Regions from separate parts of the Mus musculus genome. Here region 2 is linked to region 1. Evidence: chromatin contacts called from ENCODE Hi-C or POLR2A ChIA-PET data. All regions are on one chromosome and are shown on one strand. The core of a region is the stretch at or near the end of the contact, and the rest is flanking DNA. Distances in the headings are between cores, read along the strand shown. Region 1 holds the start of Poldip3 (polymerase (DNA-directed), delta interacting protein 3). Region 2 has its middle 31 kb from the start of A4galt.

Region 1 (6,056 bases), core at 1,163-3,662:
CCTGTAATAGTATGAAAACTAGTTATGAAGTAGCAAAGAAAATAATTCATGCGGCTGGAGAGATGGCTCAGTGGTTAAGAGGACTGACTCCTTTTCGGGAGGACCTGAGTTCAATTCCCAGCACCCACATGGTGGCTCACAACCATCTGTAATGGAATCCAACACCCTCTTCTGGTGTGTCTGAAGACAGCAACAGTGCACTCACATAAAGTATAAATAAATCTAAAAAAAAGAAAAGAAAAGAATTCATGGAGGGGGTCACAGCCTAAACAGTTCTCAGCCTTCCACCATCACCAGCCACATCCGCCTTGGAATTGCTTTTGGGAATGTCCATGGTCCTCCCTTGTTGCAGACATGAACCAATATAACTGATGTCTGTGCAAGTTTAACATGAAACTAAAATAACCATGAAGAAGTGCAAATAAAATGTCATGGAGTGTCTGAAACACACTGCTGACCTCTGCAAGAAAACACATATTACAGGCCACCCCAAACTCCTCACTAGTGTGACCTCCTCCCCAGCACCCATGTAATTGGTTTTGTCTTTAAAAACAATGTATCCCCAAGCATGGTCACTAAGTGACTGACTCATGGCCTAGCCATCAATAAAAGGTCTCAAAACTTTTTTTGGTTTTGTTTGTTTGTTTTTTTGAGACAGGGTTTCTCTGTGTAGTCCTGGCTATCCTAGAACTCACTCTGTAGACCAGGCTGGCCTCGAACTCAGAAATCCGCCTGTCTCTGCCTCCCAAGTGCTGGGATTAAAGGCGTGCACCACCACTGCCCCGCTCAAAACTTTTAAATGGCTTAATCATTGTGGGTGTCAATCTCTCTTACGACCCAGAAGACATGTGACAATAAGAGCTGGTGAGCTGGGTGGCACTGAGATTGGAGGGAGCTTGTCTCCTTTCAGTGTAGGAGGCAACAGTGTTTACTAGACACAGGCGTAGGGAAGGATTGGCATAGCTGAGCAGATCAGTGTCTGGGAAAACAGTTCCTTAAAAAAATAAAAAGGTTTATTTATTTTATGTATGTGAGTACACTGTTACTGTCTTCAAACATAGCAGAAGAGAGTACATCAGATCTCATTACAGATGGTTGTGAGCCACCATGCTGCTGGGAATTGAACTCAGGACCTCTGGAAGAGCAGTTGGTGTCTTAACTGCTGAGCCATCTCTCCAGCCCCAGGAAAACAGTTCCTGACACCTACAGCAGTGTATCTATATGCCTGCTGACCACGGGCCGACTTAACCACTTTTTCACCTGCACATTTATAAAAGCTAGAAATGGCTATCGATGTTTAAGAGTATGTTGAGTCTGACTGTCTCACTTAAGACATCAGGGCATACATCCATGAATGCCAATGCCACCCTCTTGGAACTGTTTTGTCTGTCTTTGCCTGAGGCCAACTCAGTTGGGGCACTCGGTGGCCTTGGGAAAGTCTTTCTCTCTGGCTCCAGCTTTCCCGTTTGTGAAATGCGGAATAAAATAGTTAAGCAACAGCGGAGCGCCTGGAGCACCAGCTACTCAAGAGACTGAGGCAGGAGGATGGATTTGAGATCAGGAGTTCCTGGATAACATGGAGGACGCCGGCTCTCAAAACGGAAACAAACTGGCCTGTCATCTCAGCCCTTGAGAAACGGGAGGAGGAGGGAGACTCTTGGCGTTTTAAGGCCAGCCTCGGAGACGCAGCGAGTTCGAGGCTCGCTCCGGCTATGTGAAAGCCGGCCTCAAGAGAAAACAAAACGATCAGACAACCATTACAGATATCACAGTGAAAGGAACAAGGCGTCTCGCCTATGAAAGAGCTCTTTGCTTAAAACGGGTCGGGCTAAGCACCGTGGCATAGGAGAACCAGCAGAACTGGCCATAAACAGCTCTGGGCTGGCGGCTCCTCCGCTCAACTTCCGCCCTCTTAACTCCCAGGACCTAAAGGCCGAGCGGAGACGGCGCCACCGTGGTCCCCCCGGACCCGATCCTCCGGGGAGCAAGGCCCTGGCCCGCCCAGCCCTCGGCTCGCCTGCGATCGGGCCTCCCGGGCCTCCCGGGCCCAGCAGCCAGTGGACCGACCAGCAGCTGGGCCCGCGCGGCCGGGCCAATAAGGAGCGCGGCGGACGCAGGGGGCGGGCGCAAGCGGCGTCGCCCCCCGGAGCCGCTCCCTCCTCCGCCCCCGAACCCCAAGAAGCAGCGAGGCCCCTACGAGCCTCGAGGAAAAGGGAAAGGGCCGCTCACCGTCCCTTGGCCGCCGTCCCGCGCTTCCGGATGAGCTCGTCCAGCGAGAGATCGGCCATCTTGCGGCGCGCAGCTAGCGGAGAACGGAGGAGAAGCCGACTGCGGCGAGCCCGCCCCGCGGCCGGAGTCAAGAGCGGCTTCCGGCAACCCGGACGGCCAACTCTCGCGACAGCTCAAACGAAAAGCTCGAGACGGAAGGGGTGGAGCCTCTCTCCCCGTGAGCCTTTGCGGTGCTCGCTTCTAATTTGCATGGAGGAGTCCGGAGCCTTATGGGCTCTCTCTCCCCCCTCCTCCTTTTGCTAATGAGGAATTAGAATTATATCGATCATAAACCATTAAAAAGCATTATCAAGAGGACAAGTCTTTTAGTCATACAGCCGATCGGACACTCACCATACTTGTAATGAGAATATAATTTCTTACCCCTGAGGAACGTAGACACGTTCCTCATGCCTTAAACTTATGAGTAAGGAAAATAACGATTCGGGGTGACGCCCGAGTCCTCACTGCTTATGTGAGAAGAATTTTTGAGCGGGTATAGGTTGCAATCTGAGGCGACCCGCCTACTTTGCGGGATGCCTGGGTGACGCGATCTGCCCGACCCCCTAATTCTACAAGAATAGAAAGCTTAGCAGCTCCTCTGAATGGTTGCTCTCAGGTGCTAGTGGTTGCAAGTCGTATGTTGATGCCTGCCTTTGCCCTACCTGGTGTGTGAGCGTGAGCGCGCCCCACCTCTCCAGCCTCTCTCTTACTGTTTTTCAGACAAGATGGGACTGTTGTTCTCCTACTGCTATGTACCTCAATTTCAATTGATCATGCCTGGACATAACTGCCCATGTTGTAAGGTCGTCTACGTTGTAAGGTCGTGCTCAGTTTCTGATGCCTAGACTAGTCACCTTTCCGTTTGCCTCCTGACTGTGTAAATGAGGCAAATGAAGGTGGTCTCTTAACTGACATGTTAGTGTTTGACCTATGGGATAGTTTCTCATTGTTGAGACAGAATTTCTAGAAGCTGGTCCGCTGAGCGGCTAAGAGCACTTGCTGATATTGCAAAGGATCTACCTGGGTTTGGTTCTCAGCACTCACATGGAAGTTCACATGTAACTCCAGTGCCAGGAGATTCAATGCCTTCTTGACCTCCCAGGCTATTGCATACATATACATACATACATACATACATACATACATACATACATATATGTGTATACAGGCAAAACACTCATAAACATAAAAATAGATAATTTTTTCAAAAATAAAAACATGATGCTCTTGGGTCAGTTTCTCATGTTCCCTTGAAAATGTACATGTTGGGGCTGGTGAGATGGCTCAGTGGGTAAGAGCACCCGACTGCTCTTCCGCAGGTCCAGAGTTCAAATCCCAGCAACCACATGGTGGCTCACAACCATCCGCAACAAGATCTGACTCCCTCTTCTGGAGTGTCTGAAGACAGCTACAGTGTACTTACATATATTAATAAAATAAATCTAAAAAAAAAAAAAAAACTATCTGCCATATGGAACATTTAAAAAAAATGTACATGTTATGAAAGGAAGGCCTTCCTAAGAGACAAGAATCAGTTTCCCACAAGAATATTCACGAGCTTGGCTCAGGAATCCCAGGCTACTAGTTTGAAATGCCCTATGACTGAGGCTTTGGCAAAGTGGGGACTTTGATCAACCTGGACTGCCCCCATTCTCAGGACATAGACTCTACAACTGGAACCCCATCCCTGCTGCCAGGGCCTGAACTACAGGTCCACTACCGGGTCAGCCATTAAAAAACAAAACAAAACAGAGCATCAGGGTTCAATGGAAGGCTTGGCAGGATCCAGGAAAACCCTAAGGTTCAGCATCCGATACTGGAGAAGCATCCTGGTCCTGGTGGTAGAACTGCGAGTGGGTCTAGACTTGATCTCTTTAAGTAGAGAACACCAGCATACAACACACTCGTACCTCTACGTGCACACGAGGAAGAGAATCCCAGGGTGGGTAAAGGTTTAACCTCACTGCTGGGGCCAAGTTGAGCTATGCAGAATATAGGAACAGGCCAGAGGGGTCTTGCCTATAAGGTCCTAACTCCTCTAACAGTGAAGTTGTTAAAATGTTTTCCTTCAGTACATGGGACTATAAGGAAATTATCTGTAATGGCTGGTCCTGGTTGTCAACTTGACTCTATCTGGAATGAACTACAATCCAGAATTGGAGGGCTCACCTGTGATCCAGATCTTGAGGCTGGGAGATACAAGTTTCTGACTTGGATCTTGGCATGGAGATCTTGAGGCATAGTGGCTATGAATCCCAGGAGACTAAGGCAAAGAGATCTCTGAGTTCAAGGTCAGCCTGGGACAAAACAAGTCCCAGATTCAGGCATGGTGGTACACACCGTTAATCTGGGTCACACCTTCTGATGGAGGCCTACATAAGGACATTGGAAGAAGAAAGATTCACTCTTTGCCGGCTTGCATTTGCCAGCACATCTTTTGGAATCTACTAGCCTTGTGTGACTGAGCAACTACTAGATCCTTGGACTTCACAGCTGACCACTGTTGGGGAGTTGGACTACAGACTGTAAGTCGTCATAACAAATCCCCTTACTATGTAGAGACTATCCATAAATTCGGTGACTCTTTTTGGAGTTGGGACTAGGGTGAGGCTTTTTGGGGGGGGGCAGTTCCACTGACCTCCATGACAATGGGGTTCCCTGATCAGGCTATCCATGTTTGTGCAGCAGACACTTCCTAGTCAGCCCCCCCCCCCCCAGCTTTCCCCAGTTTTTAGAAGCAGCTTCTTCCAACCATAGAGCTCTCAGCTCACATTCACCACCTGAACATCTGCTCCAGCAGGACCAGGTCGTCACAGCCCAACCATCTCGGCAGAGGTGGCATGCTGGCTGGTTCTGTGTCACCTCAACACAAGCTAAGAGTCATTGAAAGATCCTGACACAGAAAGGTCACAGAAGCCCTGAAATTGGCAAGATAGATGTCACTGTTAGCAGAACTAGCTTCACTGATTTAGAAAAATAGAGGCGCACAATGCTCTGGCCACTCCTTGAACCTGTGTGTCTGCCAATGTTTTGACCGTTCCTTGACTCATGTGTGTGCCCACTGATGAAGCCCATTGCCAGGTGTTTGTGATATTGGTTGCTGAGAAAGAGTCAGAAAATCTCCCTAGCAACCACAGCCCAGCCAATCCTGAGTTGCTGCACCTGCACCAAACTCTTTCCTTGTACCCCTCCCATACCCATTTCTTGAGAATAGACATTGTTTAGATCTGGAAATCCCCTACTCTCCCCCTTCTCCTTTCCCCCCTGAGGGCCTATAAAAACTGGGACCTCTTTTCCTTCGAGGTCGACTCCTCTACCCCTGCGTGGGATATGAGTCATCCCCAGAGCTCTGGCTTTCCCCGAATAAAGCCTCATGTGGTTTGCAACAAGTTCGGTCTATCGTGAGTTCTTGGGTGTCCGCTATTGTCCTGAGGCCTGAGCGAGGGGCTCCTTTCAGAGTCTTTCAAGTCATCAGAGAGGAAGGAGCCTCAGCTGAGGAAACGCCAATGCTGTGAGATCCAGCTGTAAGGCATTTTCTCAATTAGTGACCAATTGCGTAGGGCCCAGGCCATTGTGGGTGGTGCCATCGCTGGGCTGGTGATCCTGGGTTCTATAAGAAGGCAGACTGACTGAGCAAGCCATGGAAGCCAGCAAGCAGCACCCACTCATGGCCTGTGCATCAGCTCCTGCCTCCAGGATTCTGCCGTTTGAGTTCCTGACCTGACTTCCTTCAATAATGAACAGTGAACATTGTTATGGAAAGTGTAAGCTAAACAAACCCTTTT
Region 2 (6,056 bases), core at 2,170-4,669, 71 kb after region 1:
ACTCCCACACATTCACTCATACGCAGTCACATACACATACAGTCTCACATACACAATCACACGCACACTCAAATACACACTCACTAACACACAAAACTCACACAAATATACACGCATGCACTCACACACACATAAACACATGCACTCACACACATTCACACCCTCACACACATGTACTCACAGACACGCACACACACGTTCACACACACACACTCAAACATTCACATACACTCATACAATGCTACACATACTCCCACACACTCACTCATACATAGTCACATACACATAGGATCTTACACACAGTCACATATATACAATCTCTCTCACACACACACACACACACACTCACTCTGTCAATCCACGTAGCCTAGTATCCTGAGGTGGAAGAGAACAGTGACTCCCTAAAGTCATTCATTCATACCATGACACACACACAAACATGCACACACTCAGAGAAATAAATAAATAAAATAAATAAATGTGATATAAAAATTATTTTAAATAGAAAAATAGAAAAACGGATGTAGCCTACCTAACTATCCTGCTATCATCCCCAGACAATGACACCACAAGGGCTGGTTTGTCTCTTTAAATAGACAGTTAGTAGTCCAGGGTTTCTTTTGACTGAGAGAGGTTGAGGGAGTTCCAGAATGGAGGTCTAGGTTGATACACACAATGTTGACACCACACATCTGCAGGTGAACCTCAGGTTCAGTCACTGAGGCCCACAGCCCCTGTGACATCACTGCATACCATTGTGTTGCTATTGAGAAAGGAAAGGGTCTCTGCATAGCCCTGGCTAGCCTGGAACTTGCTATGTGGACCAGGCTGGCCTTGATCTCAGAGATCCACCTGCCTCTGCTTCCCAAGTGCTGGGATTAAACTATGAACCATGCTGGGGCTAGAGGGATGGGTTAGTGGTTAAGAGCTACTAGTTCCTCTTGCAGAGGTCCCAGGTTTGATTCTCAGCACCCTGTGGTGCCTGTAACTTCAGTTCTTGGGGAATATGCTTCTTTTGGTCTTAGAGGGCACCAGAAACACATGTAGTACACAGGTACACACACACACACATACACACACACATATACACAGATACATATATACACGCAGGCAAAATATTCATACACATAAAAGATTCTGGATTCTGTATTGATACAGGGACTCATGCAGCCTACGTTGGCCTCAAACGCGTTGTATAGCCAAGGATGAGCTCAGACTCCTGATCTCCCTTCCCTGCCTCCACCTCTTAAGTGCTGGGAATTACAGGTTCTGTAGATGTGGGTCAGCAGGCTCAGTTTGTGCGGTGTCGGGAACTGAACTCTATGTACATGCTAGGCAGGTGCTCTACCAACCAAGCTACAGCCTGTCTTATTTGCTTTCATTCCTCAAATCCTGGGATTACAGGCATTCACCAACACGTTGGGTATATGTGTAATGGATTAGGTCATATCAAACCCAGGACTTCGTGCAGGCTAGGTAAGTACCATGCGCTCAACTGTATCTTTGCTTTTTAGCTCCACCCACCTGGTTTTGCCCTGGGGTGAAGGGCAATGTGTGGAAGTTATGGCCAGTTCTTCCACCCATCCGCATGCTTCCAGAAATAAGACTCAGACTCAAAATATATTTATAAATATATATACAGCTAAACGCTTCTCTCACTAGCTATAACTTAAGACATCCCATTTATTATAACCCATATGTGGCTGCTTACCTATGCTCAGGTACCAAGCATCTGTCTCATCACATCTTCCCAGGCAAATCATTTGCCTGGCTCTATCCCAGAATTCTCTCTGTCTCCCAGATGTCTCACCTCCAATTTCCAGCCTAAGCTACAGGCCATAGGCTTTTCAATTGACAGGTGATGTATCTATACAGTACACAAGACATTCTCTCTATAGTGATGGAACTTGGGGACGGCCCTCTGGAGTCAAGATGACACACCCAACTTTGTCCCTACATTGGCTCAGCAACACAACACAGTGTGTACAAATATGCTGCTGTCACCCAAAACCTAGAGGTAGTGTTCTAAGCTAGAGTAGGTGGTTAGTAGGCTGTTGTCTCTGTGACACCAGCCAGATATGACCCAAGAATGGCAGACTGATGATAAGGTAGAAGTTATGACCCCAGCTGGTGGGCAGGACATAAGCACGCTGATTCTGGCTCACAGGTACAGTAAAGTTGGCTGAGCCAGTGTCACACAGCCTGTAGGGTATATATGTAACTTCCATTCTCCTGTAGTAACTGTCTCTGAGGCTTACTGCCTCAGTCTGGCAACCTGGGCCTAGTCCTGGAAACTTCTAGCCTCTGTACAATCTTATCCAGGCCTAGAATGTTTCCAGCCTCTGAGACTTAGTGCTGAATAAGCTCACCCTTTCTAGTTCTTTCTGAACTCTGGCTGGCTGATTCAACTCAGCTGTTCTGGCTCAAAACTCTTCTCCATGATGACTGACTCAATCTGGCTTCTCTCTCAGCCTCTGACTGAAATGCTCTGCTTAGCCTTACACTTACTCTGGCAATCTATTCTAATTTTCTGGTTCTTTCTGGTTCTCTGGCCCATTCTGTCTTCACCTGTGTCTAATTTGTTCTCTCTTCAATCTGCCTCACTAAAACTCTTGATAAAACTGCCTCTCTCCTTTCCTACGTGCTGCCCCTCAAGTAGCTTCCCTTTCCTGCCTCTTCTCTTGAGAGTTGGGCATATCCGATTATGTCAAATCTTTCTCTGATTCATCACTTTGTCTGCCACTCAATTAGACATCACTTTCAAACATGGCTGCTTCCTTCTACAGGTGTGTACTAAGGGCATGTCTGTATTCCAGCCAGAGGGATTAAAGGTGTACACTAAGGATGAACCACACCACAGCTAGAAACAGTTTTTGTTTTTTTTTCCCCAGTAAATAACAAAATCTCGGGTTCACAGTGTGATCAAATATCCTGCAATGGTAGGGGAGTAGGGAAATTTGAGGATCTCTGTGACTTTAATGGATAACAGAGGAAGGCGTCATGGGAGGCAGTTCAGAATCCCACAACTCAGTAGCCAGTGAGTTCAAACTTTTGGAGCAGGCTCTGAGCTGTTTAGTTTAGGCATATCTAAACACAGCACAACTTGGTGACAGACTACCCTTGTGATGATTAACTCAAACAACAGAGCATATCTAGATCTCTTTGAGGAACAAAGTAAATCCATCAGAACTCTTTGAATAGTACACGTGATACCTACCACAAAGATGGGTCCTTCAGATAGGCTGAGAAAAACAAGTTTACAAGAAGGGCCCAGAGAGGGGTCTGGTATGCTCCGGCCACAGGGACTGTGTAAAGGTCACCTGGCTAGAAAGCACATTTGATCCAGCTTTCTGGACAGAAAATAAGTTTTGCATTCCCTTCCTTGAAGGAACACTTCTCTGTGCCTGTAAGCACAGAGGCCTCTGTGTCCCCTACAGGGAGACACCCTGCCAGGGCCACAGAAATGCCCTTTCCAGTTCCGGATGCCTGGGAAGCTGATGGTGTCACCGTAGCCTGAAGCTGCTAGCCTGAAAACCGGGGACACTGGAGCGAGTCCTGCTGTTTGCAGTCCCAGCTTGAGCCTAAAGAGGATAACAGCCAGGGTGGAAGAATGTGGCCCAGCCCTGCCGGAAGAGACCGAAGAGACCGTCTCACCCTGCTCCTCCTTACCACAGGAACCAGGTCATCCTTCTGGCCCTGAAGGCAGGCCTTTGCTACCAGTTGCTAACTTCCCAGGTTTACCCCAAATAATGTTTTATCATTGTTCCCACTTTGCAGCTGTTCTAAACACTGGCCCAAGGGCTCTCCCTCTTCTCCAGGTGTGGCAGTTGCTTCTTGGGAGAGACCACTTCTTTTTCTTCAGCTCTGCCCCTTTCTAATGGCTTGTCTTACTTCTTTTTACTAAGTCCCATATTAAATTCTCTCTTCCTTTTCTGATTTTTTTTTTTGAGACAGGATCTCATGTAGCACAGGCTAGCCTCAAACTTAATACACAGCTGAAGCTGGCCACGAACTTGAGATCCTTCTGCCTCTCCCTCACAAGCGCTGAGCTTTTACTGGGCCTACCTCTGTGCTTTGTGCATTAAATTCTTTGTGATAAAATAATTGGCCAGGTTCCTCACTAGGCATGCTGCTTGTCTTCTGCGACAGTAAGAGAAGCCCCAGGCTGGCTAGTCAGCTTGAGAAAGAGAAAGGTTTGTTTTGCCTCAGAACGGTAGATATTACAATCCATTGCTAGGTAGGTGTTAGACCTCTGGTGGGGTGCTGAATGGCAAGGGAGAGAGCACACTGTTTATTTCATCCCAGTGAGCAAAACAGGAAGGGGCTGGGTCCCACAATCCCCTTTGAGGGCATGCCTCCCCTGACCTAAAATTCTCCCATCAGGCCGAAGCCCTGAGGTTCCACCATTTTCCAGTAATAGACCTTTAAGGGCATTCAACAGTGAATGATACCAGGGACTCTGTTTTATTTATTCAGTTAACGGGGCCTCTTCTACTCATTTAGCAAGCAGTCATGGGTCTTCCCAAGTCAGGGCTCAGGCATGAGAGATCACAGATATATCAGACTTGAGAGCAGAGCTCACAGTCTGATGGTAGAGGCAGTCAACATGCGAGGGAATCAGCCTTAGGTCATTCAGCCTGAGGTTCTCGGTTCCTTTTTCTTCAGTCCCTGTATAGGACGTGGTCATGTTAAATCACCCAGACAGGATGTGAGCAAATTTGGGTCATGCAACTGGATTATGTCCTTAAAGGCATCTGCCTTGAGGCTGGAGAAATGAAGTGCTCAGAGGTTAAGAGCACTGTCTGTTCTTCAGAGGTCCTGAGTTCAATTCCCACCAACCACATGGTGGCTCACAACCATCTGTAATGGGACCTGATACCCTTTTCTGGCCTGCAGGCATACATGCAGGCAGAATGTTGCATACATAATAAACAAATAGATAAATAAATAAATCTTTTTTTTTTTCTTTTAGATATCTGCCTTGGACTCTAGTGTCACCTTTTTGGTTGACTGGAAAGTGGTCATAGCTGAGTCCTCTACAAACCACAGCCCAGGGAGGGCTGAGACATAGCTGGCTCTGGACTGTGTGAGGCAGACATGGTCTTTCTCAAACCACTGGGCTTTTTGTTACTGCAGCTTCCTGAATACTGTCCCCAATCTGTCACGGATGTACATTAGATTCTCATCTGGTGCAGTGGCAGCTGGATGCCTCTGGGGTCTCGCTTACTTCTCTTTGGGTGTTGGAAGCTGATGGAGTTTGTGTTTTGTTGGTGAATTAAGGACATCAGGCCGGGCGTGGTGGCGCATGCCTTTAATCCCAGCACTCGGGAGGCAGAGGCAGGCGGATTTCTGAGTTCGAGGCCAGCCTGGTCTACAGAGTTCCAGCACAGTCAGAGCTATACAGAGAAACCCTGTCTCAAAAAACAACACACACACACACACACACACACACACACACAAGGACATCAGGAACGGCTTCTGGTCTTTACTTCACTGTCACCACCAAATGGCTTTCTCCTGCCCAGGCTCTACTGAAGTGCTTTATGCTGGCTGGCTTTATGATAACTGAACACAAAAGGAACATCATTTTGGAAGAAAAAAACCCTTCAATTGAGAAAATGCCTCTACCAGATTGGCCTGTGAGCCAGCCTGGGTGTATTTTCTTAATTAATGCTATTAAAGGGCTCAGCCTGTTAGGGGTGGGGCCATCCCTGGGCAGGCGGTCACTGGTTCCATAAGAGAGCATGTCGAGCTAGCCATGAGGAGCAAGCCAGTAAGCATCACACTTTCCATGGCCTCTGCATCAGTTCTTGCCTCCAGGTGGTTCCTGCCTTGTTTGAATTCTTGCCCTGACTTCTCTGGATGATGGACTACAAACTGAAAGATGAAATAGACCCTGTCCTCCCCAGGTCACTTTTGGTCATGGTGTTTATCACAGCAAGAGACCCTAAGTAGCTCCTGCTCGCTCCCTCTGCCACCCTGCTCCCGGAGAGATCACACTTGAATCATTGTTGCCCACTCCAGACCTCCACCCTCACAAAATTCCCAGCATGCCT

What was found. A loop is a pair of places that touch in the nucleus more often than their neighbours do. ChIA-PET counts read pairs that join two places held with the same protein, here RNA polymerase II (POLR2A).
Region 2: POLR2A ChIA-PET joins it to region 1 with 63 read pairs in embryonic stem cell. The contact joins the enhancer-like site here to the promoter of Poldip3 in region 1. A Hi-C loop is called at or near these places in 1 of 37 maps with a recorded cell type or tissue (ES-E14). POLR2A ChIA-PET finds 5 or more read pairs at or near these places in 5 of 5 experiments (Patski and embryonic stem cell).

Annotation. Positions count from the first base shown.
Region 1 is chr15:83,146,966-83,153,021 of GRCm38, forward strand. It overlaps Poldip3 (polymerase (DNA-directed), delta interacting protein 3), which reads right to left and starts at 2,413. Exons shown (of 9, transcript NM_178627.4): 1 at 2,230-2,413. The coding sequence starts at 2,288. Rnu12 (RNA U12, small nuclear) reads left to right here and starts at 2,680; the gene lies at 2,680-2,829.
Region 2 is chr15:83,217,247-83,223,302 of GRCm38, forward strand. No RefSeq gene overlaps it. Among named protein-coding and RNA genes, the nearest start is that of A4galt, 31 kb to the right of the region's middle. Within about 2 kb of position 3,420, at least 1 of the 3 ENCODE cell types and tissues checked has a DNase peak (open chromatin) inside an H3K27ac peak, as active enhancers do.